Linked DNA regions of Mus musculus: region 2 is linked to region 1. The links are chromatin loops, found by intact Hi-C in ENCODE. Cell type or tissue: gastrocnemius. All regions are shown on one strand. Links, peaks and the distances in the headings refer to the core of each region. The heading gives the core; the rest is flanking DNA.

Region 1 (8,331 bases), core at 317-8,316:
GGAGGCTTTGAGCAGAAGTGGAAGCAGCGTGATGGCTAAGAAAAGGAAAGCGACAAGAAACGCCTCTAAGGCATGGGGCATGGGACGATCCAGGGTGCCAAGACACAGAGCTAGATGCTGGAAGAGACCCAAACCAGAAGCATCCTGTTCAAGGAGCATCTGCAGACAGCAGTTGGGGCGTAGTTCGCTCACCTTTGTTTAGAGGGGAAGGGACCATTCCTGCACACCACCTTGTGCTACCACTGGGGTTGATGAATGGAAATGGCCAAGTTGGGCTTTCTTTTCAATTCTATTGACCACTAGTGTGAACAGCAATTAGACGTGACTACTCACTGAATGCATTTGCCACAATGCATAAAAAAAATATATAGGAGTTTTATAACCTGGAAAATTCCCTGGGCTGGAAGTTTCAGAAGGTAACTAGACTCCATAGACTCAGGCAAGACATATCGGTGGCAGGGTGTGTGGTAGAGCCCCGTGGTGAACTGGAGACCAGTGTGCTGCTGCTAGTTATTACGGTTATGACTATCTTGTATAGCAAACTTCACAGGCTTTTAACACTGGGGCCAGTTGGATTCGCCCCACTGTTGCTGGTCAAAGCCCACACTTCACGCCACCGTGGCTTCCTTCCCTAGGCAGAACTTTTGGCCCGGTTGTCCTTGAGTTTCTCTCTGCCCTGTGCCTCTTCTACTGGGGGAAGGTGGGGCTTCTTCCTGCTCACCTCCCTAGTGCCTCACAAGACAGAGAGTAGCCATTGCAGGGGCACAGCGAGCAGAATAAATAAGCTTCGGTAATAAACACTGATGCCCTGGTCTGAAGCACAGCCATCAGAAGTATGTGCCCCAGCTCTGTGCTGTAAGGGCAGACGTTAGTTATCAGTGATCGCCTGACTCTGAGCAGCCATGGGACTCCTAAGGGATTAGAAAACTGTCTCCAAGGCTGCGCAATTGCTGGCTAATCTGGCTGGACAGAGCTGGGTAAAGCAGCAGCAGGCAGTATCCTGGGGCAGCTCCCTCTGCTGCTATGAGGGCTATTTAGATTGTAATCAATACTCTTGTATGCCCAGGTACAGGGCAAACAACACAGCCATAAAGCAGAAGGGATGATAAGTAACCCATGGGTCATTAGGAGGCTTCTGAGTGATAAGGACTGGGGAGTGTGAGGAGCCGGGGGTGCCCACCCTTTGTGACCTGGCACGCCTTTACAGTAATCAACACGAAAGATCTTCAAGCCATTGTAGAAATCACCCAAAGTCACTGACAGGGACTCACAGCATAGCATGAAGTGGAACCAGAAGGGTATTGGGTGTCTCATCCAAAATCTAATTTATAGCCGGGCACTGGTGGTGCACGCCTTAATCCCAGCACTGGGGAGGCAGAGGCAGGGGGATTTCTGAGTTTGAGACCAGCCTGGTCTACAAAGTGAGTTCCAGAACATCCAGGGCTGTTACACTGAGAAACCCTGTCTCAAAAAACAATATATATATAATATATAACATATATATATATACACACACATATATGTGTGTGTATGCATGTATGTGTATGTTTGTATATGTATGTGTGCATGTATATGTATATGATGTATATGTATACATATATATGGTCCAAAGTCTCTACTGGCAGAGGAAACACCACTGTGATAAGAGAAGCTAAGTGGACAAGGATAGTAAGGTGACAGATTTGCAGAGGTAGTCAGGAAGCCACATATGTGCTGATGTATATCAGACATGGATCCTGAAGTAATACAATTGCTTATGTTCCCAGCATTTAATGGTGTGTTTGTTCAGGGAGAAAACAGTAAATTCTATAAAGTGGAAATGTTACAGTCATTATCAGGCTTCTCTCTCTCTCTCTCTCTCTCTCTCTCTCTCTCTCTCTCTCTCACACACACACACACACACACACACACACACACACACGCACACCAAGAAATGTTGACATTTCAAAAGAGCAATGGGCCAGCAGGATGGCTCAGGGGGTAAAGGAGCTTGCCACTCAAGCGAGGCAATCTGAGTTCGATCCCTGGGATCTATGTAAAGGTGGAAGGAGAGACCAGGCTCCACAGATTTGCCTTCAGACTACCACATGCGTGCCACGGCACATGTGAGCACATACATATATAATAGTAGTCAATAAATATGAAAAATAGATACAAAAACTGGGCGAGACAGATGAGTTCTCGGACGGCACCAGCACACCAGAATTGTTCTGGCAGAGACTGAGGCTGAAGGACAGTGAGCAACCAGAAGTTCTGAAGAGCAGGTCCACCCAGAGTCTCTCAGAACCCTGAAAGAGCTTTATGCACCAAGGAGTCTTCACACTGCAATGGCTGCTCTGGAGGAAATGACAGAAAACCCCACAGGTCTCCCTAAGAGGTGTCACACAGGAGATGTGGGCATTAATGTCACGGCTCTCCTAGAAGAAAGTGTTAACAGGAAGTGTTTGTGCCTTGGGTTAAAGCAGATGGTTTCAGACAGGCTGCACACACACACACACACACACACACACACACACACACACACACACACGAAATCAATCAAAATTAGAAGGATTTGCTCTTTGCCAGACGCTGCCAAAGTGAGCTAAAGGTGCAGTCAGAGGCCAGAAGGAAATAGCTACCCAGCACACCTCCATAGAGGACTTAATGGTTTGTTGTGTGTAAACCTGGCCTGGCCTGGAACTCCCCCTGCAGCCAGGGCTGGCTTCAACCTCACAGACGCCTCCCTACCTCAGGCTCTCAAACCCAGGAGTTACAGGGTGAACCTGTAATAGGCCCCCAGACCTCAGCACAACTGACTCCATTCAGGCTGAAAAATTCAGCCCATAGACAGCACCACCTGACAGAAACAAACAAACAAACAAAAACAAAGACCTGATCCATCAAAGTTCATTGCTTTGGGAAAGTCTGTAAATGTACCAAACTTACCTTTTTGGCTTGTGTGGTTCCACTTCTGACTAACTGTTCTGTTAACCGAAGTATGTCAACCCAGGATGTGGGTTTTTTTTTTGTTTTGTTTTTTTTTGTTTTTTGTTTTTTGTTTTTTGTTTTTTGTTTGTTTGTTTGTTTGTTTGTTTGTTTGTTTTTGTGTGTGTGTGTGCTTAAAAGCTCATGCTGAGAAAGGCTCAGGGCAACACTGGGATCCTGAGCACCCAGTCTAGTTATTGGTTGGCTAATACTTTTTATTGGCTTAAGCCCACATCAGAGCAGTCTTCTCTGCTGAAATCTTCACAACAAACCACCACACTCAGCTCTGATAGAGGAGTTGTATTTGGATGTAAGAACACAGTCAGAAACAAGCAAAGGAAACAACAAAGGAAACACCATTTGATTAAAAGGGTATAAGCTGGGGCTGGCAAGATGGCTCAGTGGGAAAAGGTGCTTGCTGTCAAACCTGAGGACCTGAGTTCAATCCCCGGACTCACGTGTTGGGAGGTGAGAACCAATACCCATAATCTGTCATCTGAACTCCACATACCTGCCATGGCATGTGTATGACCGAATGAAAATAATATTTTAATATTAAAAAAGGATAAATGAACCATCCAGACAGGCTTTGTCAGAGAATACTATTAAAAAAAAAACCATAAGCCCATGAGATGCTCAATAGCATTTGCTAATTGATGAAAGTAAGTTAAGATGAAAAGGATCTGGACGCAGAGAGCATCCGGTCACCTCACCCATTGCTGGTGGCGAGGAGAAATGGGGTGATTACAATTCCCCTGACTCTTACGAAGTTAGAGATCAACCACTTACCAAAGTATGTCTAAAAACTTATGCCCAGGGGCTTCTGGTGACGTCATTTATAAGTAAACTCTAGGAACAACTCAGAGGTCCATCCAAAACCATGGAACGAACATGGCTCAGCAATGGTAAAGAACAGAGCTTCCTTACAGGTGACAGCCTGGCAAGCATACGGGCTCTGCGAGAACGAGCTGTCACGCCGTACTGTACAGGACACACACAGGAAGCTCTAAGAGAGATGGAGCCAGGAGGAAAGTTGATCATTGGGTCCTTGGAGGGGCAGGTGATAGGGCAGGGCTCTAACCGTGAAGGGCATCAAGAGGTTTGGTGGAGTAGGGTCAAACGATACTCTGTGCTTGACTAAAATAATATTTACACAATTGTGTGCATTTGACAAACTTACTGCATTTACTTACGTTTTATTATTTTTGTTATGTTTTGTTTGAGACAGGGTTTCTCTCTGTATCCCTGGCTGTCCTAGAACTTGCTCTACAGACCAGGGTGGCCTCAAACTCAGAGATTCTTTAGCCTCTGTCTCCCAAGTACTTGATTTAAAGTTGTGTGCCACCTCCGCCCTGCTACTTGTTTAAATTTTATGGAGCGTGACTCATACATCAATACACCTAATGTTAAACAAAAGTCCATGGTATAACTGTTGTCTTTGTGAGTTCTACTAATGAGAAGACGCTGGGTTGGCATCTGACAGTGGTTGGCCCTTGGCAGTGGCGACAGAGAAGCTTCTCCTGGAGTCAGCCAGTAGAGGGCACTAGAGAACAAGGACTGCCAGGTGGGAACAACCACACAGGATTCACATGCACATCTAATTAAAGTGCCAGAGATGACAAAATAAATATGAGGGCTACAGGTCATGGACCTTTTGGTAAAACCTGGCAGTTGTGGCTGAGGACCGTGTCCTGTCCTCCAACCCTCCAGGAGACCCAGAAAGGTTGGTGTGGGTGCCTTCCAGCAGGGCTGTGGAGCAAGGCAAGTTTTTTTTCCAATCCATATGATTAACCGGAAGCCAAGGATATCCCGTGGACAGCCTGGGCTCCTTCCCCAGCTGTTTCCACAAGCATGAGGGTCTGGGGAAGTGGGAGAGGCTAGAAAATTGGTGACAGTTCACAATACTGAAGGGCAGGAGGGGGTGTGACCAGGGAGACATGGGGCAAGTCTGAGACTCAAAGAGCCAGGGCGGGTGAATGTGTGGGTGGAGGGGTGTCCCAAACCCCTTGTTCATCTGCTTCTTATCAGATTGTGGGCTGCAAGACCCTCCCACCAGGCCCTGCCTTTTCCACCTCTCGTGTCCTCGGACGGTGGCACTCACGATGGGTGCCTATGATGGCAAATGGCATAGAAGAACAGGTAGAGAAGGTGGAAGCCACCGAGGGAAGAGATGGGAAGGAGACGAGATGAGGAAGTGAGGCTAAAGGGAAAAGAAAGGTGTGTTTCTGATTGAATCAAGAGACTGTTAGTGGCCCTCCGGGGAAGGCAGGGGATGCCACACGGTTGGCTAGGTCAGTGTGGGGCAAGCAAGAGTTAGAGTATCCCGGAGCCTAAGCAGGCTCCAAGCCTGGGACTAACAAGCAGAGCCCAGAGCGATGAAGACAGCTGTGTTGTATTTGGTCTGCTCCACACAGGCCAGGGCCATTCTGGAAATGAATCCACACCTGACCAGATGTCTCTATCGGGTTGGCCTGTGGAGCATTTTCTTGATGTGGAGGCTCAGTATCGGTGCTGCCGCATCCCTAGGAGATGGTCATGGGGCATATAAGAAAGCAGGCTGAGCAACCCAGGAGGAACAATCGCATAAGCAGCACCCTTCGTGGCCTCAGCATTGGCTCCTGTCTCGGGTTTCTGTTCTGAGTTCCTGTCCCGACTTCCCGTCACGGCGGCCTATGATAGGGAAGTGTAAGCCAAGGAAATCGTTCCCTTCTGGGCTGTTTTTGGTCGGTGTTTTCTCATAGGAAAACAAGCCGTAGCACTGTTGTTGGATGACCATGCAGCTGAGTATAACTGGCTCAGAAAATGGAGCAAACTTCACCAAAGAGTTTAAGAAGGAAGCGAGGTAGGAGTGGAGCAAACCCGCGGGCCAAGCCCTAGTCCTGGAACTCGGGGTTCCCCCAACCCCTTACCCTCCCACCTCCCTCCACCCCCTACCCACCCCCATTCCCCATCCCCACCCCCACCCCGGCAGCAGGAGTGGATCACTGGGCAAGGCTAACCAGTCAGCTTAGGCTGGGGAAAGGAAAAGAGATGAGAAATTTATCAGAAGCCAGCCTTACACCATCACCACACCCTCCTGGCCTCTAACTGGAGACATTAATGGTCCTCGGACTGGTGATTCTCAACATTCTTAATGTTGGGATCCTTTAGTATAGTCCCTCATGTTGTGGTGACCCCAACCATAAAATTAGTTCATTGCTACTGTTATGAATCCTAATGTAACTATGTTTGGACTTATAGGTTTGTCAACAGGGCCACCACCCACAGGCCGAGAACCACTGTCTTAGACAATGCAATGAAGAATGGCCCCTGCTGGGGCCTCCTTACCCAGAACTACCTCATTAAAATGAAGCTTCCTTTCAGTAACTTCCATTCGAATGTTACTAAAGATGCTCTCAGGTCAAAAACCACAGTTCAGGGTGACTTCCCAAGGCCCAGATCCCCACTGTTCCTGTTCACATCAAGAAGAGAAGGCAACCAGTGGCCAGGGACCCACATCACAAGTGGGTAGCCTGCAGGGCAGTTGATAAACCAGAAAGACCTGAGGAACTGTGATCAGCAGTCATGCGTTATCCTATAGGGTCTGAGGTCGGAGTCCATTGTGCTCTCTAAAGAGAACTGAGTGTGTGGTCTCATAGAGATGGTAGATTCTGAAGTTCACATAGGCAGAACACTGTTGTTGCTGGAGTGGCCCAGAAGTAACTAGTGGCTTGAGGCTCTCAGAGGGATGGAAGAGTGCTATATGCACTGTTGCTTATATATGCACATGTGCACTCTGATGTGTTCATACACGCGCACATATTCACATACTTACACACACACATGCACATGCATGCATTCGCATACCTGTGTATATACCTGTGTACACTCCATGTATTCACACCTAGGTGCACACACACACACACACAAACACACTCCCGAAAACACGCACACATTCGCGTACGATCGGTGTGTACACACCGCCATTGTACATCTGCCTCAAGGAAACCAAAATAAAAATTGCCAGGTTTTTCAACTTTTCTTTACTTGGAAAATGCTGTGTCTAGCCACTGCTAAGGGTCAAGATGGTTTTAGAAACCCCAGAGATTGATGAAGTCTGGTTGAAACTTTCTTCTGGCTTGCAGCTCCCAGGGAACGGGTGGCTCGGCAGTAGCAACTCTCAGTAGTGACAATCTGGAGATGCAAAAGCAAGGTGGTTGGTCAGGACGCCAAGGAGGCATGAGTGCCTGCGCTCAGAAGTGTGGCTGCCCCATCATAGACAGGTTCTGAACAAGGACAGAGTGGGACAGGAACGATGGGGCCTGTTCTCCCCAAACCGTTAGAGATTCCCCAAGGGAGCCTGCTGACCAGTGTGGGTGGCCATAGAACAAACCCCTGAGAGCAGGCCAAGGCAGGGGAGGGTGTGGCTCAATGAGTAAAGCACCTGTTGTACAAGCCCGAGGGTCCGAGTTCAGATCCCCAGATCCTACATAAAAAGACAGGTGTTGTGGGCATATCTTTAACACTAGTGCTGGGGTTCAGGATTTAGCTCCGTGGTAGAGTGCTTGCCTAGCAAGCACAAGGCCCTGGGTTCAGTCCTCAGCTCCAGAAAACAAGCAAACAAAACAAAAACAAAACAAACAAAACAAAAACCCCACTAGTTTGGGGAACAGGTTGGAGCAGAGCTCACTAGCCAGCCAGCCTAGCCAATCGGTAAACTCTGCATTCAGTGAGAGACCCTGTCTCAAAAACTATGGGGGAGAAGGACTAAGGGAAGCACCCAAACTCTGCAGAGTACCTCCACATGCAGGCACGCACATACACACACAGAGGCACACACTGGTACATACACACAAGTACACACAGTACACACGCACATGTACAAGTACACATACAAATACATACACACTCAGAGGTGTACACACACGGAGGCGCACACACACAGAGATACGATACACAGAGTACGCACACACAGAGGTATACATACAGATACATACACACAGGTACACAGGAACAGTAGTCATGTACACATACAGGTACACATACGGATATAGACACACAGGTACACACTCAGACACAGACACACACACACACAGGAGGGACCCTCAGCAGGTGAGTGTGGGTGGGAATGGCTCTTGCCAGGTTCCAGGCAGGCCCCACCGACAACCATTACCTTCCACAGACTGTGGGAAGAAACACCAGGGCACTTCAAAGATCAGGTTGGAAAAGCAGCAGTTTCGACTGGCACAGTCCTCGGGACTGATGCCCGGGTACCCACAATTCTTGCGAGCTGACACTTCCATGACACACTGCTCCGATTCTGGTTGTGAGGAAGAGCAACATCCAAGGCTTTGTCAGGCTGGACACTCACTGAGGGCTACAAGG
Region 2 (8,331 bases), core at 23-8,022, 160 kb after region 1:
TAAAAAGGAAGGCTCCTGATGGCGGAAGTTGAAGCAATAAGCAAAATGGGAAGGAGTGTGTGCCCAGATGAGCCCAGGGCCCAGCACCTCCCATGACCACAGTAAGAAGGCACAGAGGGTGCAGGCTCCTGAGGCCAATAACTGACACTCACTGTTGAGCAGCGTAGCTTCAGGAGGCGCAACCCAGGGCTTCCTCAGGAAGCAAACTTTCCCCAGGCTAGGAGACCGGAGATGCTAGTGACACCACTTGGGTTTTAGGAAGAAGCTATGAGTTGTTGTTTCCCACAGAGGCATTAGCACACTGTGTTCAGTAAGCAGACTCTCTCTTCGTAAATCATCACATACATAGGCCCACAGGGAACTTTAAAAGCACACCCTCTTCATTTGAGCTGCATGGTTTTCCAAACCACAGCTGAAGGTTCTTGATCCTTTTGGGGAGACCTTGTAGAAATTGTCCAATTCGCTTGTCACATTTGTCTCCACCAGCTGTTTTGGCAGGAATGACACCACAGGGGTCAGACTTTTTTTTTTTTTTTTCCTGTTTCCATGCATCTGGCCTTGTGCTAACTATAAGCTTAAGACACAGGGAAACCATGGGAGACAGATGCAGCAGACACAGGGAAACCATGGGAGACAGATGCAGCAGACACAGGGAAACCATGGGAGACAGATGCAGCAGACACAGGGAAACCATGGGAGACAGATGCAGCAGACACAGGGAAACCATGGGAGACAGATGCAGCAGACACAGGGAAACCATGGGAGACAGATGCAGCAGACACAGGGAAACCATGGGAGACAGATGCAGCAGACACAGGGAAACCATGGGAGACAGATGCAGCAGACACAGGGAAACCATGGGAGACAGATGCAGCAGACACAGGGAAACCATGGGAGACAGATGCAGCAGACACAGGGAAACCATGGGAGACAGATGCAGCAGACACAGGGAAACCATGGGAGACAGATGCACTGGAGGAGAGTTCAGTTGCAGAGACCTGCAAAGATCTGCACCCTCCCCCACATTTGATTCCAGGCTTTATATGAGCCCTACTCCAGTAAGGATCCAGTTTAGATCCTGTGTGGTCACTTCCCATATCCTACAGATAGGGAGAAAAAATAAAATAAAGTTATTCTACTGGAAGACATTGCCAAGGGGTCTTAGAAACAAGAACATTGGCCCAGTCTGTCTTCTACAGGTCATTTAGTGAAGCCACTTGTGAATGCGTGGCTCAAGCCAGGCTTGGTGGTGCTGCCTTTAATCCCAGAATCTCTGTGAGTTTGTGGCCAGCCTGGTCTACAAAGTGAGTTCCAAGGCAGTCGGGGCTATACAGAAAAACCCTATCTCAGGAAAATAGATAGATAGATCAAAGCTCCTCTCTCTAAATACATCCCTAATTCAAGTAGTAGTGCCTACAGTGCCATTGGTAAAAAAGTCACTACCTAGGGCTAACACAAACTCCTTCCTTCCTTCCTTCCTTCCTTCCTTCCTTCTTTCCTTTCTCTCTCTCTCTCCCTTCCTTTCTCTCTCTCTCCCTTCCTTTCTCTCTCTCTCTCCCTTCCTTTCTCTCTCTCTCTCCCTTCCTTTCTCTCTCTCTCTCTCTCTCTCTTTCTTTCTCTTTTTCTGTCTTTTCATTAATTTTTTAAAATTTGATTTAAAAATAACTCCTAGGTCTGGGGTGTACAGTGGTAGAACATGCACCTACCATGTGAAAGCGTCTGGCTATTCCTAGGGGGGAGAGAGCAGGGGGGAGCTAGTCATAGACCTCGGGACTCAGGAGGCTGAGGCAAGAGGACCGTGGTCCACAGATCATGGTGGGAACACCCAATGCTTTCTCATAGCCTCTGAAGTATAAAACCTGCCAGCCTTGTGGCCAGCACCACAAATCTCCACTTCAAAATGTATTAAAAGTTTTACCCACACGCATCTTGCCTCAACACATTTGAGTGTTTCTTATAACCATATAAAGATCCATCTGAAATATATATTATGAAACATTAACTTGCTTATATGCTAGCGGAAAATAAATTAATGCGCAATATACATTAGTGTTCTACTGTATTAAATAATTTTATGTACTGTCCAAGAAGTAGCTTAATGAGAATATTAGCTTTGGGTGTTGATGGTGGAGACATACTCCTTCTTCTTGATGCCTTGAGATGACAGCTCTTCATTTTTGGTTTATAAGACCAAAGTGCTATACTATCAGGGCATAGATTGCATTTTAGTATTTTATCTTCAATTATTCCTGAGAGTGGGTATTAGAATTAGAATAATAGAGAAGTAACTAATAGAAGCCAGTAGTCCAATGATAATAAAGGGGTGTTCTATGGGTTGACCTCCGATTCAGGTTAGGATAAGTAGATTTGCTACTAAAACTCAATATAAGGTTTGAGTGATTGGCAGAAGATTATGATGCATGGTTTAGAAGTATGTGGGAAGGGTAGGAAAGCTAGGACTAGGATTGATAAAATTAGGGCTAGTACTCCTCCTACTTTGTTGGGGATGGAGCACAGGATGGCATAAGCAAATAAGGGATATCATTCTGGCTTGATGTGGGGTGGGGTGTGGAGTGGGTTAGCTGGTGTATAATTGTCAGGATCTCCAGGGTCTTCTCTGGGAAGAACAGGACTAAGATTATTTTTAAAAATAGGATTATAGCCAGGCGTGGTGGCGCACGCCTTTAATTCCAGCACTCGGGAGGCAGAGGCAGGCAGATTTCTGAGTTCAAGGCCAGCCTGGTCTACAAAGTGAGCTCCAGGACAGCCAGGGCTATACAGAGAAACCCTGTCTCGAAAAAACAAAACAACCCCCCCCCAAATAAAACCCCAAAAATAGGATTATAACAAATATGCCTAAAATGTCTTTAATTGTCTAGTATGGGTGGAATGGAATTTGTCTGCGGCTGAGTTTAGGCCTGTTGGGTTATTTGAACCTGTCTCATAGAGGAACAAGAGGTGAACGACTCCTAGGGCTGTAATAATGAATGGTAAAATCAAGTGTAATACGAAGAAGCCTGTTAAGATAGCTTTGTCTACTTTGTCTACTGAAAGTCCTCCTCAGATTCATTCAACTAGGGTATTTCCGATGTGTGGGATGGCTGAAAGTCAAGTGTGTAATTACTGCTGTTCCTCAGAGGGATATCTGTCCTCGTGGAAGTACATAGCCTGCAAATGCAGTGGCTATGACCAAAAATAACAGGATCGCTCCGATGTGTCATGTTTCTAGGAAAGTGTAGGTATATCCACAGCATATACCTCGTCCTATGTGAAGGAATAAGCAAATGTAATCTTACTTAACTAAGATTCTAAGATTGGCATTTTCAGCAAATGCTCTCTCTACACAGGCCATCAGACTCCTTCTGGCTGACTCCAGTATCTGTGCGAAAATTGTCATTTTGGTTTTTCTTTATTTGTGGAAGAAAAAAAAATCCCATAACTGTTTCACTGTCTTAAGCGAGGTTTTTCTAGCTGGGCAGTGGTGGCGCAGGCCTTTAATCCCAGCACTTGGGAGGCAGAGGCAGGCGGATTTCTGAGCTCGAGGCCAGCCTGGTCTACAGAGTGAGTCCCAGGGCTACACAGAGAAGCCCTGTTTTGAAAAATGAAAAACGAGAGAAAGAGAGAGAGATCCTGCGCCCCCTAGAGTCTGGGAGGTAAACTGGCCTCACTAGGTTATTTTTAAACAGAATCTAGAGACGATATCTCAAATTCTTTCTATTTCAACAATTCTCAAAGTCTGAGCTCACTCAAAAACCACAGACTCAGAAAAGAAATCCTAACTAACTAATGTGGAAAGTCTCGTTCTTGGGAACTGAAAAACCCGGAAGTTTTTCTGAGGCTCTTCGGCTGAGCAATTGGCCTCAGGGTCCTGTCTCAGCTTCCTCGGGAGGCTGTGTTCTCTGTTGTAAGGAAAGGCCTTCTAAAAGTGGTCAATCAAGTTGGGGAGCTCAAATTTTACTTTGGCTGGGGTAGTTTGGGGCAGCTACAGAAAACAAAACAAAACCACGGAACACAGGCATAAGGGCAAGGGACTCTTGAGCAAGCTTGGTGATGGCAGGCCTGAGAACTAGTGACATGGGGAGGAGGCGCCTAGAGTAGATGTAAGCGTCCACTTGAGTTGCTGCCTACAAGGAATGGAGAGTTAGGGAGGAAAAAAAGGGGGGTGGGGTGGGAAACATCTAGCCAAAGGAACAGGGTAGAGTGGCCAGAGTTCCCCGGCCACTTCTATATGAGATGTGGGTGCAGGTGGCTCAAACAGGAAGTCAACTTTGCTTGTAGGGTACAGAACACTTCTCAAAAGCCTGTAGATAGAAGTATGGCTGGGCCTTCCCCAATTCAGCAGACTGCGTTCGCGCTTGTGGCGCGGGTGGGCTGTGGGGAGGAGAGTGAAGCTGTGGGCCGCCTGTACACCAACCAGTCTGAAGAGGGCGCTAGTTACCCCCGCCAAACACTCCTCACCCTCGCCCTGGCTCTCTCTGTTCATGCATCGGGTTGGTTTTGGTTTAGGCACGGTTTTACCCAGTGGGTGTTCCTAGGAAGTTGTTTTCCTGCCTGGTTTTGCTGTTCCAGGCAGGTGCTGATCTGCGGCAGGGGGCTGAGCGGCAGGACTGGCTTTGGATGCCAGGCCAGGCCGACACGTGGAGGCGTGAGGCAGATGCCCTTTAGAAAAGTAATCAGGCCCTTCCCGGACTTTCCAGGATCAATTCTTGGCAGGAGGTGTGGGGTTTGAAAGATAATTATCCGGAATTGACCAGGAAGCTGTGTGCCAGGGCACTTCTCATGACCGGGGTGGCTGGCCTTCAGGACTTAACCATGCAAGCCATTTATCACACTGACACAGGTGCGGTACCAGGCGTGTGCCAGCTCCATTTGTAGCATACCGGATGCTCTTGACTCTTGACACTTGATGTGGTAGGCCGAGAGAGGCCATCCTCAGTCCAGGACTCCGAGGGAGCAAATCTTTACCTCGGAACTTGTCTATGTCGCTGGCATTAGTAAGGTCCGCCTCGGGGACAAAAGCCTGGTGGTGGTGAGGTCCCCTAGGAGCTAGCGTTTGGCTGCTGGGCACCATGCCAGTAAGAGCCCGGCGTCCTGCGGGGCCTAGGAGAGCATGACAGGCAGGTGTGGGGACCCAGGAACAGCTAGAGGATGCTCCAGCTGAGCATCTCCGGGCTGTGTGCGATCTGAGCATCCCTTGGGCGCGCGCGGGGCCGGGGTCAGGGGGCGCGCGGGAGAGGGAGGAGCCGCACAGGGTCGGCGTTCACAGGGCCGGGAAAGTGAAAGGGCGGCCGCTCCAGGAAGTCGACGGCAGGAAGCACGCGACGCGGGCTGCGGAGCGCAGGTAGGCGCGGGGACAACGGAGGACCCTCCCCAGCGGCGCTCACCTGCCAGCCGCCACGCACCTGCCGTGGGCCCCGCTTCGGCCTCTCCGCCGTTTGTCTCCCTCTGCTGTGTGGCTGGAGAGCCGGGGACAAACCAAGCGCTTTTCCTAGAGTGGGACGTCTTTGAAGTAAGGGCTCCTAGAGTGGCCTTGAGAGACAGTGCGGGGGCGATCCGGTGCTGGTGACGTTGAATTCCCGGGGAAAGTGGAAGCAAAAGGTTCCCTGAGACCCGGGGGCTGGGGTCGCCTAGCTGTGATGCTGGGTCCCCTCCCGGCCCCAGGCCGCGAGTGACAGCTGTGAGAAGACGCCTGCCGGAGACCCAGCGCTTTGTCTGCTGCCGCTCGTAGGGGACGTGGGCGTGCCTGTAGCCTTCACCACCCGGCCAAGCGGCTGTAGGACCTGGGAGGAGGAGCCGGCTCGCAAAGCCCTTGGGAAAGCTCTCAGCCAGCACCCTGGGCTCCGGTTGTTTGTTTGCTAAAAGAACTGCTTCCCGGAGCCCGGGCTCTGTGGCCAACGCAGTGACAGCCACCGTCTGGGCGGTAATAAAGGGTTTAAACCACCGGAAAAGTCCCCCAGCTCCGCGCACTTAGGGTCCACCCAAGGATCTTGGTGGCCCGCAGGTAAAGATTTGCATTTGAACGGAAGACCCTCCCCTTGCTCTTGGTTTAAATTCTTAAGGTGCTTTTTCCTGGTCTTTAGAGCTCTCTGCACCTGCCTGCCTCCCTACCTGCCTTCTCGCCCTGGAACTTAAATTGCGTGAAGTTGGGCGAGTTGGTAAATATATTATTCGGCTTTACACAGAATTCCCTCTTTTGGGGGTCCTGTTTGCACCCTGAGTTCCTGGGAGTATTGTTACAGGTCTGGTTCGGTGGAGAACACCCGGGGTGCGTTGTTTGCTGTGAGTGGGCTAAGAGCTATGGTGGATAGAATTCTGACTCCTTGTATTTAAGCTCAGGACAAGTGAAAATAACAGTTTCTGTTTATCTCCCACGGCCAATGGAGCCTTTAAACGCTTAGAAAGGGCTCGATTAGAGGAGTTAGTGTTTGTCTTGGTTTAAAACAAAACTCTTGAAGCTTTTGGAGGGAGTTTGGTTCCCAGGTTTGCCCTTTTATAAAGTGCCATCATTTTGACAGGTTGCCTTAGGCTGCCTTGATGTTGCCTGTGTGCTAAAGACTGGAAAACCCCCCTTGGGGCATTGCTCTTGCTTTTGCTAACTCCCACCCACTCCTGAGTCTCCTTGAAGGGTTGATGGGTTCTGGGTAGCTCAGAGCCCGGTAGCTGGGAGGATCGTGGGTGTGTCTGTCCGTCCCTCAACTCTTGCTTGGCTGGGCTCTCTGTGTGCTCCTGAGCCTGGTCGGGTGCTGCCTCACCATGGAAAAACTCCTAATTGCTCTCCTTTCCCTGTCCAATGATCACACTGCCTTCCTGTCCTTTTCTCTAATGGGCTGAAATTCACTGGGAGTTTCTAAGAGGTGACATTTAAAAACTACTTTAACTACTTTCCTTGGGCTAGATGCCAAGGCCTGTCAGCAGAGCCACGTGCTCCCCTTCCGTTCAGGGATAGGCAGGAGGAAGTGTACTTGTGCCTGAGAAGGCATGCCCCACCCCCACTCCCACCCCCTAGGAAAATGAAACGCCTGGAATTGGCCTAGGTATGAAGCCCACCTAGCTGGGCTAGCCTCATCTCTTCTTAGAACGGCGGTTCTCAACCTTTCTTAATGCTGTGACCCTTAAATACAATTCCTCATGTTATTTCATTGCTCCTTCATAGCTGTAATTTTGCTACTGAAATGCATGGTAGGTAATGTAAATATCTGATCTGCAGGATATCTGATATGCACCCCTGTTGAGGCGGAGACTCACAGGCTGAGAACTGCCATCTTAGAGGGAAAGCTATGTCTTGGACTCCGAGAGGCTGTGTCAGTAGCCTTCATGACCTGAAATTTTGTTTTGTTTTTGCTTTGTTGTTGTTGTTTTTCGAGACAGGGTTTTTCTGTATAGCCCTGGCTGTCCTGGAGCTCACTTTGTAGACCAGGCTGGCCTTGAAGTCAGAAATCCGCCTGCCTCTGCCTCCCGAGTGCGGGGATTAAAGGCGTGGACCACCACACCCAGCTATTACCTGGAATTTTGAGGGAACAAGTTTTAGAGATGCTGTTCAGGCCAGCAAGAAAAGGACTTTGCTAAGCAGAGTTTTCAATACCCCAAATGTAGAGTTGACATCTGTCCATCCTCTAGTGCACTCCTTCCAGAATGGATGCCCAACCCCCATCCAGCTACATCATCATCTCAGTGAAATGGCTAGCATTATTTATAGAAGCCAGGAGGGTTTTTTTTTTTCCCTGATAACTCTTTAAGGCTGTCTGGCACTGTTGCTGGGCGGTTTTGCCTGGCGGTATGATAGATTGATTTCACTGGTCACGGGGGTGAGTTTTCAGTATTTTAGTGGAGGAAAAAAAGTGGATCCTGGCTTTTATTTTTAAGCCTTGTACAATTTAAAACAAATCCTTTAGTCAAAACCATCAAACCTCAAAATTATTTCAAATGTGCACTCGAAGCACACATGTAGGGACCAAGCCCAACAAACTCATTTTGAGCAAACCCTCTTTGAAAGATATCATTTAAATATGGAGGTTTGAGCCAAAGTCCCACAACTTCTGGTTTAGTCTGGAGGCAGCATCTTTGCGCCATATCTCTGGCTGGCCTGGTGCTCACTAGGTAACCCTGGCTGGCCTCCAACTCAAAATGGTCCTTCTATCTCAGCCTCCTGAGTGATGAGACTATAGGCCTAAGCCAGCAGGCTGACTCCCCCTGGCTTCTTTGCTTCTGTTCTGAGCTAGGATATGGGGCGGGGAACCCTGCCCTCCCTGAAGCTCACCTGCAGAACCACTCACACTGATGAACTGTCTGCTATGCCGTGGCCTTCCTGAGACCATGTCTTTATGTAACATT

The links. Hi-C counts contacts between places; a loop is a spot of excess contacts. Peaks named below come from ENCODE experiments on the same cell type or tissue, not always from the same donor. Only the 100,000 strongest peaks of a DNase experiment are listed, where the experiment ranks them.
Region 2: a loop joins it to region 1, with 3 times the contacts of the local background. A loop is called at or near these places in 2 of 42 quality-filtered maps.

What each region holds. Positions count from the first base shown.
Region 1 is chr17:31,134,083-31,142,413 of GRCm38, forward strand. It overlaps Tff2 (trefoil factor 2 (spasmolytic protein 1)), which reads right to left. Exons shown (of 4, transcript NM_009363.3): 3 at 8,120-8,266; 4 at 6,980-7,140. The coding sequence ends at 7,127. Among named protein-coding and RNA genes, the nearest start is that of Tff2, 6.0 kb to the right of the region's middle. In gastrocnemius, for the core only: a CTCF peak has its summit at 4,499 (motif pointing right); a DNase peak (open chromatin) is centred at 4,501.
Region 2 is chr17:31,290,915-31,299,245 of GRCm38, forward strand. It overlaps Slc37a1 (solute carrier family 37 (glycerol-3-phosphate transporter), member 1), which reads left to right and starts at 5,310. Exons shown (of 20, transcript NM_001242427.1): 1 at 5,310-6,001. It overlaps Gm30139 (a long non-coding RNA gene), which reads right to left and starts at 3,947. Exons shown (of 3, transcript XR_001782201.2): 1 at 1-3,947. In gastrocnemius, for the core only: CTCF peaks have their summits at 3,645 (motif pointing left), 4,409 (motif pointing right), 5,700 and 6,762; DNase peaks (open chromatin) are centred at 4,465, 4,563, 5,126, 5,369 and 1 more place; H3K4me3 peaks cover 2,742 bases; H3K27ac peaks cover 2,247 bases.